Linked DNA regions of Mus musculus: region 2 is linked to region 1. A link is a contact called in ENCODE Hi-C or POLR2A ChIA-PET data. All regions are on one chromosome and are shown on one strand. The core of a region is the stretch at or near the end of the contact, and the rest is flanking DNA. Distances in the headings are between cores, read along the strand shown. Region 1 holds the start of Cfap69 (cilia and flagella associated protein 69). Region 2 holds the start of Gtpbp10 (GTP-binding protein 10 (putative)).

Region 1 (3,097 bases), core at 205-2,704:
CCCAGCCAGTTCCTTTTTCTTTTGAGATGGCTAACTTTGGTAAAACTGTTCCAAAACAATAATAACAAAAAACTACACATCATGAGCTTCTTAGTTTTTATATGTACACTTGTTAAAATGGGCATTATTCACACCAGGAGGTGCAAAGTTCTGCATTCCTGACGAGCCCCTAATGGCCACACAGTTAGGAAACCCATGAAAACCACTTTGAGTAGCAAGGATCTAAAATGCTTAATCTAGATAATTTACAAAATTCTTTCATTTTACCTTAAATCAAAATCTAGCCCTTGACATTTTCATGAACACTTATTGAACACCTTCTATGATATTGACTAGAAGGACCAAGAGTATGGCCTTCAGACCAACTACATCAGCATCACATGGGAACTCACTATAAAGGCAAACTGGAACCAGACAAGGTATTCACAAACATGCCTACCTACATCTCCAGCATGTCACAGGCTGGGGACACACAGCCACACCTTCACTCAGCAAGTAAGCAAATTAGTGGCTATGTACAAATTTTTAATTGCCTTAGTCTCAGTAGCATAACATGGTTGGGCTATTTCGTCAATAAATTCCACTAACTATACAGTGAGCACCAAAAAACAAAACAAAATAAAAGACAAAAAAAAAAGAGCATGCCACTAAGCGTGACATCTAAAACAACAGAAAAAATACAGGCTTCCTGGGAAAGATCAGGCCAGACTGTTTCATAGAGTGTAAGCCTTCTGAAGATGGTAGCATGAAGTTTGTACTCTATGAAGAGATCACAAGGCGACTGAGTATGAAGTGCGTGAGACTTCTGTCCCTCTTGCTTCTCAACCTACTAATGAATAAAATAAATGCTATCGTAGAAAAACAATTACAAAACTGGACTGTTGATTTGCCAGGTTGGAGAACACATCCTGTGAAGAATGTCAGTGTCTTTCTCTGGTTGCAAAAACGAGAACTTTCCATCCCAGGCCATACTAGACACCCAACCACTCTACTGCTCGAAAGATTTTCAAAAGTCTGTACTATGCCTTATTTGTTTGTCTAACTGTTCAATTAGGCCAGTACAAAAGTACAACATATATATATATTTGTGTGTGTGTATATATACATATATATATATATATATATATATATGTATATATACACACACACACCTGGGAAATTAAGCTACACTGACTGGTCCTATCTCTGCAGAAAGGGTAAAGTGCTCAGATTTCAAGATTATGCCAATCACATCCCTCAGAATGCATCTTACCTCCAGCTCATACTCCTCCGCCCCACACAGGCACTTATTAAGCAAGGGCCATTGCTACAAGACTGAAACACTAAGTGCATACCGCGATCTCAGTCACTGGTCTCCTTTGTCTCCCGCGCCGCACACCAGCAGACCCTCTTTTGGTGAAGTTTGGCTCTCCCAGCTTCCGTAAGCCCCGCCCCTAGCAACGCCCGGGCTTGTGTTAGCAACTGGAGCGCGCTGGGTGCCTTGGTCCTCCTGTGGGCACTAACAGCAGTTGGATGTCCGCTATGTTGCTGCGGCGGGGGTTACGACAGAACTTTCGGGGTCTTTCTCCTCCCTAGCTCAGCAGCGTGTTTTCTGCCAGGGCTCGTGGGTCCGTGGCTGCGGACGCACCTAAGACCTCAGGCTCCCACCCCGAACCATGTCCACCGCGGAGGCCTCGGCCACCACGGCCGACGCCGCCGAGGCGGGCGGCAGGACGAAGACCGGCAGTCCCCGCACAATCCCGGTGTTTGGGGTGGCGATCCCGGATGGGGAGATGCAGGTACGGCCGGGCTGTGCAGCAGGAGCGGAGAAGGGCATAAGGCTCCAGGGCAACCCAGTGGAATGAAGACCAGAATGAGATTTGGGAACCTGTGGGATGGAGATAATGATAGCCCAGCTGATCCCTGGAGGCTAGTGAAGAGGGGACTGGATGTCGTCAACCAATCTGTCTGGGGACTCTAGCTGCGTGGTTCTCATAAAGGGCGCGGGGGGGGGGGGCGAGGGGGGGAGCGCTCTTTCAAGTGTGGCCACGACAGGAACTGACATTGATTTGATAACTAGATCACTGTGGTGGGTTTTTGGTCTATTGATCCGTTATAAAGTGGCGTTCCCTGGGTTTCTTTCCTGCTAAATTGCCTGCTTCTGAAGCTTGCACTCACAGGTAGGGCAGATGCTGTTTGGAGAGCTGGGCACAATTTTCTTTGTTGTGTTTATACTTGTTTTCGGGTTTGCTATTGTTATAAATGTAAAGATTATTAAAATTGGGTTGAGGAACCTCTCTGCATTGCCCCCACACTAATGGTGTGGGGGGCCACTATGGGAATTCCTGTTGAGACGTCACAACTCCCAGACTGCGTCAGGAACTCTGTCTCCTGTGGCCACATCCTGGAGCCTTGGAGAGTTACTTGGGAGCAGTCAGTTGGCTGGGACTACTTCTGTGGGAACTGGGTGGAGCTCTCTGAGGGCTCTCACACATGTACGCCAACAGCCCTCAGAGTAACTACTTTTACATAAAGAGGGGATGCCAGGGGAATTTCCCTAATCAGTTTTGTGGAGGTATTCCTGTACAAGATCGGAGACGTGTGAGTGATCACCGCTTTCCACTCTCTGGGCTACAAGGAAGCTAGGCATTGCCACTATATAGGTGAGTTTGACTCTCATTTTTCTTTGGGCAAAGATTACATGACACAGACAAACGAGTTTAAAGACGTTCAATGGGTCATTGCAAAAGAAAAAAGAAGTTCGTGACATAGGAAGTAACATAGCTAGAAGTGTCTTGTGTTCATTCCTGCCTCTCCTTCTATGAGTATTCATATTGTTAGAAAGTACTGAGAGAATCAAAAGGCAATTTCTTCCTAAAGAAATGGAATAGAAAACAATTCAGAATTAGGAGAAATCTTGGTGCTCTCTCATTCCTCTTGGGTGTATTGCTTGCAGTTGCCTTTACAAATAAAGTGTCTTTAAGTCCACCAGGAACTAACTGTAGCCACCCAGTTCCTTTACTCACTGTGGGGCCTAGTGTTCCTAGTAATACTTAAGACGATAACCTTTAGTCCTCTGTTCAAGTCAGCAGAGAGACCTTTGGACGCTTCAAAATTC
Region 2 (3,102 bases), core at 569-3,068, 100 kb after region 1:
TCAGGTCTGGGGGTGTGTGTGCATATGCTCACAAACACACACACACAGTCATATCTGTGTGATGATATGTGCATATGAGTGCAGGTGCTTTCAGCAGCCAAAAGGGGGCATCAGATGCCCTGGAGCTGTTACATGAGCCTGTGAGACAATTAACCTAGATGCTAGGTCGTGGCTTCTGGTCTTCTAGACGAGTAGGAAATGCTCTTAACCAATGAGTCATCTCTCCAGCCTCATCTCAAGTCAATTTTAACAGCATATTTTTAGGAGAGCGAGTTTAGAGATTTAAAAGGTTTATTCTACTATCTTATTATCAGAATTATAATAAAATATCTTGCTGTGATAATGTTTTGTTTGAGGTATATGTATTTTTCTTTTGCTTACATCATCAATGATCCTTAGCATTTTAGATATCAATTTCTTATTTATATTTTATTTATTGTTATTATATTCTGTGTATGTTATGGGAAAGAGAGTGGGCCTATATTCAATAATCATAAATAAACATTAGAAGGTGTGTGCATTAGGCTAAACATTTTGGCATAATTTAAATGGCAGCACATTTTCTAGATTTAACAGGAAAAGTATGATAACAGCAACTTAATATTCTGGTTTTTAAAATAGTAAGTATATTTATTGAGGCTAACATCTGACATTTGGGTCAATATTTAATGTTAATCTACAGAGGCTAGAACCAACCAACCAAACATCTAAATGAAAATGACAGCTTCAAAGTCCAGGAACAGTAAACTAATCTAGACTGAGCAGTAGTTTCCACACTGTGTACTTCCAAATAGGACTCGCTCCTTTCCCAAATTCCCCATCCTATTGTTTAGGATGCAGAACCTTATCTAAATGAATTGGAGTCCTGTTTTCTAGTCTAGGACTCAGGCATGTAGCAGAATGCCCGTAACTGCAATTTTCAGAGTTTCAAGACTAGCCTTTGCCAGGTTCCAGCTAGGAAAGCGGCCTTAGAGGCGCAGGACCTCGGGCTATCTGTAACTAACTTTAAATCAACCTCATACTGAAAAACGGAACATAACAATTCCTTAAGGTTACTCTCAGCTGCACTGCCCTGGCCAGTGACCATGACTGAGTCACATTTCGCCAAGGATTCTAAACCTAATAATTCTAATGATAGAAAATAATAAATGAGCAGTGAAGGGAGACCCCTCTAGTACGCTCGTGTGCCTTTTTCACTTAAAGACTTGGCAGAAAGATTGGCGAAATGGGCCTGCCATTCAGTGATCTTTTTCTGAAGCTTCCTCTCCAAGCTGGAATGTAATCTCTCGTGTTCTCACAAGGACAGCCTTCAAATGAAAGGTGAAAACTCTCGGCTGAGTCCAGGTTGGGGTTTCTGTTTGCCTCCACTGCACACATCATCCTTTGTAAAAATCTAGATCGTCACACTTCTTTCAATACTTCTGTGCTACAAGTTTTAAGTGACTGGTTCCTGAAGTTTAAGCCTTGGCTAGAAAAATTGCTCAAGCCATCATCCAGCAGTCTTTTAGAGCTCTCGGTGTTTTGTACAAGTGTGTCTGTTGGAGGGGTCTTTCATCGTGAGAAAATCCTGGCACCTCAGGTTCTTCAGCTACCATAAAAATGTTTGTGAGGCAGGCCAGTCTCCAGCGCATAGCGTTCAAAGCGTCAACTCCAGAGACTCCTGCCCGGAGCCCTGCTTCCCCTTGCACACAACTTAGACGAATCTGGGCTCTGCACTCTCCTTCCTGCACCCAGAGGCGTCCAAAGCACACGCCCACCTTCCTCGAGCGCGATGCAGCACGCAGGCGCGGATCCGCTGAGACGTCACCTCTGCGACCAGTAGTGACGTCAGTACGCGCGCCCGACCGAAGTTTGTCCGGATTCTGCGGGCGGGAGTCCTGCCCCTTGGAGCTCATGGTGCGCTGCGGTTGCGCTTTGTTGAGAAAGGTTCGTGACGGGGGTCTCCCCAGCTTTGGTGTCTTCGCCGCTCTCCTCCTGGGTTGTCGTTCCTCGGTTCCCGTCTCCTGGGAGAAGATTGTGTCTCAGTGACACGCTGATGGCCGTTTGGGGTCCAGCTTTAGGGAATTCCTGTATTGTTCCCAAAGCACGTGAGAGGATAATTGGGGACCTGCCTGCGGTTTAGACCCGGCATTGCGGTGCACGTGCCGGCTTGTTTGTTTGTTTGGTTTGGTTCTCATTGTTTAAAAGAGAGTCCATAACCTGCTTTTATACATTTCTCCTCCTTTACACTGCTTTTGATATCTTTCTGAAGACTTTTCTGGAAGTCAGAATGTGTGTTTGCTGTGCCTCATATAGAGATTTTACGTCAATTTTTATGTAGTGCCTGTCTTAAAATCCACTTTTATAACAATCTGCAACCAACCGCTCAATTAAAAAAGAATCTCAGTGAGCTTAACTGGCAACGGTGTGTGAAAGCTAGAGGTCATGTACATAAGCTGTTGTTAGGAACAGCCATTATAAATGAGAGTCCTTAATAAATATGACAAATCTAGAAAATAAAGAAAAAGTCACATACTGAACACAGCTTTAAAAGCCCTTACCAGGAATATCTCAGGGTGGTCAACCTTCAGTTTGTTTTTGTTTTTTTTTAAACCCACAGATTTTTTTGATACCCAAAAGTACTGCAGATTACCAAAAACGTGAATATTAATTTAAACGATTGCTCTGTAATTTGAAAGCCTGGGATTATGACACACTGGCTTTATAAGAAGTTACCTACCTAGTGAGGGAAACTAAATGGAAAGTACCAGAGGATATAATCCAGTGTCCGAGGAAGCCTGAAAAGCCAGTCAGTGAGAGTGATGGGCCAAGGAGGCCTCAGATCATACAACCATAAGCCATAGTTTAGTTGTATTTGAGGATACATTGAAACTGACACCAGAAAATGGGTTTATGATAGAAAGAACAAATGATAATCTAAACAGAGGAGAAAGCATGAATAGAGTGGCAGGGAGAGTGGGCAGCTCAGAAAAGAACAGGAAGGCTCCAACAAATGACAGCTGTCCCGGTGAGATCCGGTGAGGGCTTTGAATCCAGCACTGTAAACTTTATTATTTCAGAAGCAGTAAAAACCCAAAGTCACGACTGTTTCTGAGTAAAGAG

Evidence for each region. A loop is a pair of places that touch in the nucleus more often than their neighbours do. ChIA-PET counts read pairs that join two places held with the same protein, here RNA polymerase II (POLR2A).
Region 2: a loop to region 1 is called in a map of heart, with 4 times the contacts of the local background. The contact joins the promoter of Gtpbp10 here to the promoter of Cfap69 in region 1. A Hi-C loop is called at or near these places in 1 of 37 maps with a recorded cell type or tissue (heart). POLR2A ChIA-PET finds 5 or more read pairs at or near these places in 1 of 5 experiments (Patski).

Annotation. Positions count from the first base shown.
Region 1 is chr5:5,662,589-5,665,685 of GRCm38, reverse strand. Cfap69 (cilia and flagella associated protein 69) reads left to right here and starts at 1,454. Exons shown (of 23, transcript NM_172447.2): 1 at 1,454-1,778. The coding sequence starts at 1,656. Steap2 (six transmembrane epithelial antigen of prostate 2) reads left to right here. Exons shown (of 6, transcript NM_001103156.2): 6 at 1-857. Gm40262 (a long non-coding RNA gene) reads right to left here and starts at 1,309. Exons shown (of 3, transcript XR_868231.3): 1 at 1,253-1,309.
Region 2 is chr5:5,558,257-5,561,358 of GRCm38, reverse strand. Gtpbp10 (GTP-binding protein 10 (putative)) reads left to right here and starts at 1,818. Exons shown (of 10, transcript NM_153116.2): 1 at 1,818-1,926. The coding sequence starts at 1,894.